2 separate regions of the Homo sapiens genome follow, and region 2 is linked to region 1. A link is an interaction called in ENCODE POLR2A ChIA-PET data of the cell type or tissue named here. Cell type or tissue: Panc1. All regions are shown on one strand. Each heading gives the region's core, and the rest is flanking DNA. Links, peaks and the distances in the headings are about the cores only.

Evidence for each region. Peaks named below come from ENCODE experiments on the same cell type or tissue, not always from the same donor. Only the 100,000 strongest peaks of a DNase experiment are listed, where the experiment ranks them.
Region 2: POLR2A ChIA-PET joins it to region 1 with 9 read pairs; 2 of 35 experiments call an interaction of 5 or more read pairs at or near these places.

The regions. Positions count from the first base shown.
Region 1 is chr5:91,440,741-91,446,126 of GRCh38, forward strand. No RefSeq gene overlaps it. Among named protein-coding and RNA genes, the nearest start is that of ARRDC3, 60 kb to the left of the region's middle. In Panc1, for the core only: no CTCF peak of the experiment used is centred there; a DNase peak (open chromatin) is centred at 2,537.
Region 2 is chr5:91,297,718-91,303,103 of GRCh38, forward strand. LUCAT1 (lung cancer associated transcript 1) reads right to left here. Exons shown (of 5, transcript NR_103548.1): 5 at 5,269-5,386. Among named protein-coding and RNA genes, the nearest start is that of LUCAT1, 14 kb to the right of the region's middle. In Panc1, for the core only: no CTCF peak of the experiment used is centred there; no DNase peak of the experiment used is centred there; H3K27ac peaks cover 886 bases.

The DNA.
Region 1 (5,386 bases), core at 224-5,223:
CCAATCCCTGATCTGTTTTCTATCCCTATATTTTTACATTTTCCAGAATCATAGAATATTACCCAATAATTTCTTAATAACATGTTATTGTAATATTAACATTTTAAATAAATATTAATACATTTGTTTTCTGCTTAATAGCTAAGATTTATTGGATATTTTAACATTTGCTCTATTCTGTTCTTACTAAGTGCCTTACATGAATAAACTTACTTTACCCTCACTAGAGTTCTAATAGGTGGATCCTCTAATTATTCCCTTCTTATATATGAGAATGCTATGGCACAGGAAGGGTTAAGGAACCCATCCAAGGTCACAAGCTGGTAAGTGGCAGTCAAGACCCAGGCAGCTTGATGCCAGATGCAAGATTTTAACCACTATCTATACCAGCTTATAAATCAGCTGAATTGGTTTTTGTTGCTTGCAATTGTGAGTGATAGGATTAAATGATAGTGTTGAATGAGAAGATCAGTAAGCAAAAAGTGATAGTGTTGAATGAGAAGATCAGTAAGCAAAAAGACTCAAAAAGTAAGCAAAAAAGGATTAGTAAGCAAAAAGACTCAAGGTCCACACTCACGGAGAGTATGATTGAGTTGAGGAGACAGATATTATTCAAATAATTTTATCAGTGAATATAATTACAAATGTAGGTAAGTGAAGGAAAGGATCATAATCTTTAGTGTTCATCAGAAAGGAACCTGACCTGGACTAGGGGTTATTGAAAGCTTTTCTGAGAAAGTGATACTTTGACAGTGATGTGAATGAATGAACTAGGTCAAGAGTGTTTGTAGACCTATGGCACATGCAACTGGAGTCTTCCGGGGGAATCCATGGGTGCCAGGACCCTGAGACAGGAGGCAAGATGCCCACTCTAATTGATGTGTGGATGATGAGGAGGGGCCCCACTGCTAGCTGAAGTAGATGAAGCTAGGGAGTTAAGCAGGTGACCAACTCATGCAGGGCCTTGAAAGGACACATCAAGTACTCATGAGGCTTTCCTCTCTCTGGCTCTACTCACCTACACAAGGCAAGAAAATAAAACAGAGGACAGTGTGCATAGTCCTTGGTTTTGTTTTCTCATGGGCCAGGACTCATAATGGGAAGGGAATAAGTGCAGGATCTTCTGTATAGATGATTCCTGGAAGGTATTCCTAGACTACATGCTATACCTCAAGAGGTTTCAGGGAATGTAACGGGATCCATGTGATATGCACCAGAGCACTATGGGGTGTGAAGTTGTTTAAGAATTTCCACACTTCGCATCTGTAAGCTGCAAGGAGTGCAATACCTTGTATTTGGTGTCCTTGAGTGATTGGTAAGTATCTCAATAAGCACAATAAAATTAGTAAATAGATACCATCTTTCCTCTCTGTAGGCTTCATAGACCAAGACATCAACGAACCATGGCAATTTAAAAGTGCAGCATAATTTTACAAGTAAGGGCACCAAACACAAAAGTGCAGGTTAATGTGACCAAGGTTGCACAAATAATTAATGGAAAGAATACAACTAATTCTTGTATTTTCTGACCCCCAAACGACTTGATGAATATTTTGACACACATATTTCTAAAACAGATTGACAAAATTTTTTGTTTAAATGACTTATTAACACCAGCCAGTGCATTGCTATTTGATAGAAAGAAACTTTAGACATCCAAGAAACACAAAATTGAATTTTTCCTAGATACTACACATGTATTTTCAGTAAACTAATTTAAAAATCAGTAACAGAGGCCTGTGATAAAATATTTTTAACTTTTTTTCATAATTTCACATTTGACTAATCTTTTATAACATCTAAGTGTATGGGCATTAAGTTAGTGCTGAGAGGAAAACTTTCACAACTCTATGAACTCAACAGGCTTTGAGAAAATAAGTTAATATTCTGAAGCACATTAATTAATACTTTTGACTACCCTGACCAGTTAAAGATCCTTGGAGACATATACCCCAATTTCAAATCCAATTAAAATGATATCCATTACTAAATTAACCCATGTACACTCAAATCTTGATATAAAATGACATAGTCTCAAGACACTGATTAATTAATCAAACATGCAAAAATATTTCAAGAAAATTATTAATCCACCTGTTTCGATGTTATATCTCAAAGGTCTTCAAGCTCCTCATATATTAGAAGTATTATATACTACATTCATTCTTCTTCACTTCATTTAAAAGATAACACTGAAAAATATTTCACCATATGCTCGTTTAAATGCAGTGATAAATATGTTCTTTTCAAAGCATATGGTGATATTATTAGGTGTCTCTGAATATAGCAAGGTTGAAATGAGACAATCTGAACTAAATGGAAATTATTTGCTGCTCTCATGTCCATACATCAGTATCATCTCTGGATTATTATTGTTTTAATAAAGAAAAACTAACCACTTGAAGATTAGAAACATCTGTTGTCACCTACCATAGCTATAGTGGGTAGAATTCCAGGACTACTTTTCCTTTGACTGTGTAAGCCTACTTGACTCATTTTCCCAGACTCTGGCACTGAGAACTTTTGCTATCAATTAATCACTGTTGACATTTGTGTAATGCTCCATAGCAAGGAGTCTACTTTCATATGTGGCTTAGCCACCTTGCTTCATGCCACGCCATGGGATTGTCTTCTACTAATGGTGAGGGGCCTTGAGATTCTTCTCCAATAAAAGAGTTTGTTTCCAACATTTCTTCCTGTTCTGATGTACTCAATCTTTGAGGAAAAGAAAAAACTTGTAGATTCTATGTGGAATGATGATAAAGACTGATTATTTGTTATGAGAAATATAAATCTAAAAATTAATGTATTGAAATCTGGGAAAAGAGAGGTTTGGTCATGATATTCTATACAATTTTTTCTTCATTTATTCAATGAATTAGAATGTATACACATTTAATAGTGTATTAAGGACTTCTCACATTTTAAATAAGTTCATGAGTATATTTGAATAATAAACCTTTCATTTTATAACATCAGTGCCTTATAGTTCATTGATAGCCATAGTCTGGATTTTACTTTATTTTTCTTTAAAGTGTCTGACTGGAATGGATAATATATATTTATCTTAGGCATATGTTGTTTTCAGCCAGCTTCATTGCTATCTGATATGGTAAGTTGCACTAATCTTAAGTCCTATTTTTATGTCAAAGTGAGTATTCTTGGTTTTGGTTAACAAGTACAACTGTCGGCAAACAAATGTGGATTGTACAGCAGTATATATAGAAGGTAGATACTATTAAGAGTGATGACTCATGATTATTCAATGGATTATTTGCCTTGCCTTTCTTGTCATGTTTTCTGCTGGCAAATATATTGAATAAATGAATGATTTTCTCTAGCTTTTTCCAGCACAGTTACCTTCTAATCAACTTGCTTTTGTTTTCACCTTTTTTTCTAGGGGAATAGTACTTCCTGCAGTGAAATGCTGTAATGATCCAAATCCTATCCCCTAGTGCAATGGTTTGCAAACTTTCCTGTGAATCATAATCACCTAGAAGCTTGTTAAGATACAGATTGCTAGCCCTCATCCCCAGAGTTTTGGATTGACTAGGTCAGGAATGGGGCTGGATAATTTGCATGTCAAATGAGTTGTCAGGTGATGATGATGTTACTGGCCTGGAAACCACATCTTTTTTTTTTTTTTTTTTTTTTTTTGAGATGGAATCTTGCTCTGTCACCCAGGCTGGAGTGCAGTGGTGGGATCTCAGCTCACTGCAAGCTCTGCCTCCCAGGCTCAAGCCATTCTCCTGCCTCAGCCTTCCGAGTAGCTGAGAATACAGGTGCCTGCCACCATGCCCGGCTAATTTTTTGTGTTTTTAGTAGAGACAGGGTTTCACCATGTTAGCCAGGATGGTCTCAATCTCCTGACCTCGTGATCCACCCTCCTCAGCCTCCCAAAGTGCTGGGATTACAGGTGTGAGCCACCACGCCTGGCCTTTTTTTTTTTTTTTAATTTAAAAAAAGGACAGGGACTCACTCTGTTGCCCAGGCTGGAGTGCAGTGGGTAATAACAGCTTACTGCAGCCTCAACCTCCCAGGCTCAGGTGATCCTCCCATCTCAGCCTCCTGAGTAAGTGGGACTACAGGTACATACAGGCATGCACCATCACACCTGGCTAATATTTTTTTGGATTTTTTGTAGGCATGAGGTTTCACCATGTTGCCCATGCTGGTCTTGAACTCCTGGGCTTAAGTGACTTGCTCACCTAGGCCTCCTAAATTCCTAGGATTACAGGCATAAGCCACTGCACCCAGCCTGGAAACCACATTTTATTATAAGCATGTGAAAGGAAAATAAATCTTGAGACCCCAAAATCACTAAGCCAAAGGAAAAAGTCAAGCTGGGAACTGCTTAGGGCAAACCAGCCTGCCAGTCTATTCCTACAAAAGATAAAAAAGGTACATACTGCCCTCACAATTTGTACACGAGGAATTTCCTTGCAGAATTGCTTTGTTTGGAAGGGCTAATCAGAAACTCAAAAGACTGCAACTCTTTGTCTCTCATCTACCTATGACATGGAAGCCCCTCCCCACTTTGAGTTGTCCCACCTTTCCGGACTGAACCAATATACATCTTACATATATTGATTGATGTCTCATGCCTCCCTAAATTGCATAAAACCAGGCTGTGCCCCGACCACCTTGGGCACATGTTGTCGGGATCTCTTCAGGCTGTATCATGGGCGCATTCTTACCCTTGGCAAAATAAACTTCCTAAATTGACTGAGACCTGTCTCAGATATTCGGGGCTCACAAGAACCACTCTTTTAGTGTAACTCTGAGTGCCTGTCCTGTGGACAATAATCAATTATCTCTGTGTCCCAGGGGAGACAGTGAATCGGTCTCCTGCTTATTGAGAAAGATCCCCCATAGCTCCCAGTGCTCAAAGTTCATTCTTTCCTTCCCTGCCGCCCCCCCCCCCCCCCCCGCCCTGCAGGGCTTGGCCACTTAACCACTGCAATTAAAAGTCCTCTTTATTCTCCTCATTAGGCCTGGTTGTTATCAAGAGTAACTTACTTTTTCTTTACTGTGCCCAAAGCACCCAGGCCCTTTTCTGTTTATGGGGTTTCAACTAATCATTTTAGAAAAAGGAGAAGATACACAAGATAGATACGTTTAAGAAAATTCCAAGGTTTGCAAATTCTTCCAGCAGAGATCTCTGGTTCATACTTCTGAACTCCCTTTCAGATGGTAACCGGAAGTCTCAATGGGTTTTGCTCTTGGCTTTTGACCTCGTTTTAAAGGGGTATTTCTTATTCATAGTAAGGCCATAGGAAGAAGAGTGACCCAAGGAAGGTGAGTTTCTTGGGATAATTTTCTGAGGTGTCTCTTGATAATATCATTAGTTTTCTCTACCTTTCCTAAGGATTGGGGTCTCCAAGCA
Region 2 (5,386 bases), core at 271-5,270, 140 kb before region 1:
TGAGGCAGGAGAATTGCCTGAACCTAGGAGGCGGAGGTTGCGGTGAGCTAAGATTGTGCCACTGCACTCCAGCCTGGGTGACAGAGTGCGACTGCATCTCAAAAAAAAAAAAAGTAAAGGAATAAAAGAATGGCTACTCCATAGAGCAGCCCTGATGGCTGCTGGTTGCCCATTTTTATGGTTATTTCTTGATGATATGCTAAACAAGGGGTGGATTATTCATGCCTCCCCTTTTTACACCACATAGGGTAACTTCCTGATGTTGCCATGGTATTCGTAAACTGTCATGGCTCTGGTGGGAGTGTAGCAGTGAGGATGAGCAGAGGTCACTCTCATCACCACCTTGATGTTGGTGGGATTTAGCTGGCTTCTTTACTGCAAGCTGTTTTATCAGCAAGGTCTTTATGACCTGTATCTTGAGCCAAACTCCTATCTCATGCTGTGACTTAGAATGCCTAACCATCTGGGAATGCAGCCCAGTAGGTTTAGCCTCATTTTACGCAGCTCCTATTCAAGATGGAGTTGCTTTGGTTCAAACTCCTCTGACAAGGCCATAGCTGTATACAAGAATAATTCATAATCTAGGTCCGGTGTTGTGGTTCATACCTGTAATTGCAGCACTTAGGGAGACCAAGGCAGGAGGATTGGGCATAGTTCTAGCTACTCTAGAGGCTGAGGCAGGAGGATCACTTGAGCCCAGGAGTTCCAGGCTGCAGTGAGCTATCAGCCCTGGGGACAGAGCAAGACCTGGTCCCAGAAAAAAAAAAAAAAGGATAATTCTTAATCTATATGGAAAAGTTGACTATGACTTGAAGTAAATAAACATATTTGTTGCACCCATTAATACAATGTAGTATGGTAAAGATGAGAAAAATCTCAGAATATTGAGAGAATGCATAGTGTTATGGGTCCTACAATAATAAAGATTGTCTTAAAGGCTTGCTTCTGGAACTGGCAATAAAACACTTAATTTGGCTTTTATTTCCATATAATCTATTTATATTACTTGTATTTAGTTGGCTAATTTACTTATTTAAATAGTTTTTTATTTTTATTTTATTTAATTAATTAATTAATTTTTTTGAGACGGATCTTGCTCTGTTGCCCAGGCTGGAGTGTAGTGGCACAATCTCGGCTCACTGCAAGCTCCGCCTCCCGGGTTCACGCCATTCTCCAGCCTCAGCCTCCCGAGTAGCTGGGACTACAGGCACCCACCACCACGCCCGGCTAATTTTTTGTATTTTTTAGTAGAGACAGTGTTTCACCGTGTTAGCCAGGATGGTCTTGATCTCCTGACTTTGTGATCTGCCTGCCTTGGCCTCCCAAAGTGCTGGGATTAGAGGCCTGAGCCACCACACCCGGCCAGTTTTTTAATTTTTAATTGCCAAATAATAATTGTACAGGTATATATTTATGGAGTAAAGTGTGCTGTTTCCATATATATATATATATATATATATATATATATATGCGCACACACATATATGAATGATCAAATCAGGTTAATTAGCATATACATCACCTCAAATATTTATCATTTTCTTTGTGGTAAAAATATTTAAAATCCTCTCTTTTAGCTATTTTGAAATATACAGTACATTTTTTTTCTTTTCTTCTTCTTTTTAAAAAGCAGAGACAGGGTCTTACTCTGTCACCCAGGCTGGAGTGCAGTGGTGCCATCTCAGCTCACTGTAACTTCCATCTCCCGAGTTCAAGTGATTCTCTTGACTCAGCCTCCCAAGTAGGGGGGACTACAGGCATGTGCCACCACGCCTGGCTAAGTTTGTATTTTTAGTAGAGACAGGGTTTCACCATGTTGCTCAGGCTGCTCTTGAACTCCTGACCTCAAGTGATCTGCCCTCCTTGGCCTCCCAAAGTACTGGCAATACAGGCGTGAACCACCACGCCCAGCCTATTTATTTATTTTTGGGAAAGAGTCTTGCTCTGTTGCCCAGGCTGGAGTGTAGTGCCACAATCTCGGCTCACTGCAACCTCCACCTTTCTGGTTCAAGTGATTCTCCTGCCTCAGCCTCCCGAGTAACTGGGATTATAGGCACATGCCACTATGCCCAGATAATTTTTGTATTTTTAGCAGAGACAGGGTTTTGCCATGTTGGCCAGGCTGGTCTTGAACTCCTGGCCTCAAGTGATCTACCCACCTTGGCCTCCCAAAGTGCTGGGATTCAGGAGTGAGCCACCACACATATTTTATTTAAACAATCTGCCTCAGAGCCAGTCATTTCCTCTATTTTATTGCTGCTATTCTTCTTCTTTTCTTTTCTTTTCTTTTTTTTTTTTTTTTGAGAAGGAGTCTCACTCTGTTGCCCAGGCTGGAATGCAGTGGCAAAATCTTGGCTCACTGCAACTTCGGCCTCCCAGGTTCAAGCAATTCTCCTGCCTCAGCCTCCTGAGTAGCTGGGACTACAGGCATGCGCCACCATACCCAGCTAATTTTTGTATTTTTAGTAGAGATGGGGTTTCACCATGTTGACCAGGCTGATCTTGAACTCCTGACCTCAGGCAATCCACCCACCTCGACCTCCCAAAATGCTGGGATTACAGGCATGAGCCACCACGCCTGGTCTTATTGCTGCTATTCTTAATGCCACGTCAGAACTTTATTTTCTTTTCTCCTTGACTATTATTACTTAACTATGTACACTGTACCAGAAATGCTCTCAACAGAGGGTGGAAAACATACAGAATCTTGGAGACAGTGAGTGGGCTAACTGGTAAGTACCAGCAGAGATTCTCATAGGTGCTCATCATAGGTGCTCAGACTGGTGAACATAAAAGAACAATAATCTTTTTTCTTATTCATAATTATATTGACCTTTTCATAACATGAGAGCATATACTTTATATCTGGGACTGTAAGAGATTAATAGCTTTATTTTTATATCTTTTCAATCTAATCCCCAGTTATTTTTTTTTTTTTTTGAGATGGGTTGTTGTTCTGTTACCCAGGTTGGAGTGCAGTGGTCCAATCTCAGCTCACTGCAACTTCTGCCTGCCCGGATCAAGCTATCCCCCCACCTCAGCCTCTTGAGCAGCTGAAACTACAGGTGCGTGCCACCACACCTATCTACTTTTTTTATTTTGGGAGAGATGGGGTGTATTAGTCCATTTTCGTACTGCTATAAAGAACTGCCAGATGGCCAGGCGTGGTGGCTCACACCTGTAATCCCAGCACTTTGGGAGGCCGAGGCGGGCGGACCACTTGAGGTCAGGAGTTTGAGACCAGCCTGGACAACATGATGAAACCCTGTCTCTACTAAAAATACAAAAATTAGCTGGGCGTGGTGGCACACACCTGTAGTCCCAGCTATTCGGGAGGCTAAGGCATGAGAATTGCTTGAACCCAGGAGGCGGAGGTTGCAGTGAGCTGAGATCATACCACTGCACTCCAGCCTGGGTGACAGAGCGAGACTTTGTCTCAAAAAAAAAAAAAAAAAAGAAAGAGCTGTCGAATGGATCACTTGAGGTCAGGAGTTTGAGACAAGCTTGGCCAACATAGTTAAAACCCCATCTCTACTAAAAATACACAAATTAGCTGGGTGTGGTGGTGCGCGCCTGTAGTCCTAGCTGCTCTAAAAAAAAAAAAAAGTTTGCAATCTTCATGAGCACACTGACTACAAGAATGTTGAACACTGTCAAGCAAAGAAAACTCGATTTCCCTTCATTTCTCCCAAGTTTGACTTTGAAGGAGAGAGAAAGTTTTCTTATTAGGCATTGTTTTTGCTCATGTGCTCAGATACAGCAAGCTAATAAATCTGTCAGAGAAAAATTTACATTTCTCAGGAGATTGAACATTCACACCAGCCAGCATTCCCATCAAGGAACATGAATACATAAATGTACATATACTTGAAACTCTACAGTTGTTGTTTCCAGTGTTTTAAGCTTCAGTTCATGGGCTTGTTGACATATGAGAGTCTTCCCTTTTGAAAGTCCAAACAGATTGAAAAACAAATTGTGAAATCACAGGATGACACTAAGGAATATTGCATCACTCTCCTCCCTGCCTCAACACCCCCACTTCCATTTTCTGCTCAAAAGATTTCCTAACATCTGAGAGCATCATCAGTGTAAGTTGGCATTTAAAAGGGCTGAAATGGTTTTTAAAGCTTCCAAAGCATTTAACCTTAAAAATCATATATGGAACAAATTTACCACTGAAAGTTAATCTCAGATATGTTTATGTCTTTTATTTATTTATTTTTTGACATAGGGTCTTGCTTTGTTGTCCAAGCTGGAGAGCAATGGCACGATCACGGCTCACTGCAACTTCGACCTTCTGGGCTCAAGAGATTCTCCCTCCTCAGCCTCAAAAGTAGCTGGGACCACAAGCACACACCACTACACTCAGCTAATTTTTTATTTTTTGTAGAGACACGGTCTTGCTATGTTGCGCAGGCTGGTCTCAAACTCATGGCCTCAAGCAATCCTTCCACCTTGGCCTCCCAAAGGGCTGGGATTACAGGGGTGAGCCACCATACCAAGCCTGTTTGCATCTTATTCCATTTGAAGCACAACTAAAAGGAATACTGTTTTGTCATCAAAACAATATTAAGATGGCATTTCTTTTACTTGTTGTTTTTACTGTTTTGATAAGTAGGAAACAAAGAAGTAAAGTTCGTTCTAGTAATTGAGTTGGTTCTAGTAATTTAAAACTAACAGTAAAAGAAAATCACAATGCTGTCAGTTCCAGCGGCCTTTACAGGAAGAGTGGTCGATCATAAATTCATTCTCATTGGTGGATGCATCGCCAACTAGAGGCAGGCCCAACAACAGCTTCTTCTGTTAGAGAGGCCCAAAGCTGGAACATTTCAGATAGATTAGCTGTGTTATAGTCAGTGGATGCAGCCCCAAATAGAATGCTGTTCACACTGAATTTTGACATATTACTCAACAAATAATTATTAGTGCCTGCTATATTAGCTATTATTGTTATTACTATTGTCAACTTTGGTCATTATTATATTTCCAATACAGAGATGAGTGCTCAACACATAGAAAACAATCAGTATGTATTTATTAAATGAATGAGTAGGTGACTTAATCAAGAGATAAGAATTACTACTTAAAGAAGAGTAATTTTGCCCATGTTTTACTGTGTAAAAACAGCACTTGATAACGAGCTATATTTATTTTCTTTCAGAACCCTTCTTTGCTAAAACTTTTTCTTCTGTCTCTACTGCTTAGAGTCAGTGAGCCCACACACTCAGGTTCAGGTTGATTTTCTTCCTATTTGTGGGTGTCACCTATGTATCTGCCTTTTCAGGCAGTGAAATCATTCCAAAAGTTCTTGTTGACTGCAAGAGCTTGAAGGCTCTTTATTTGTGAGGGGATGAGAATACTGGCATCCATTGTGTCTTATTTAGTG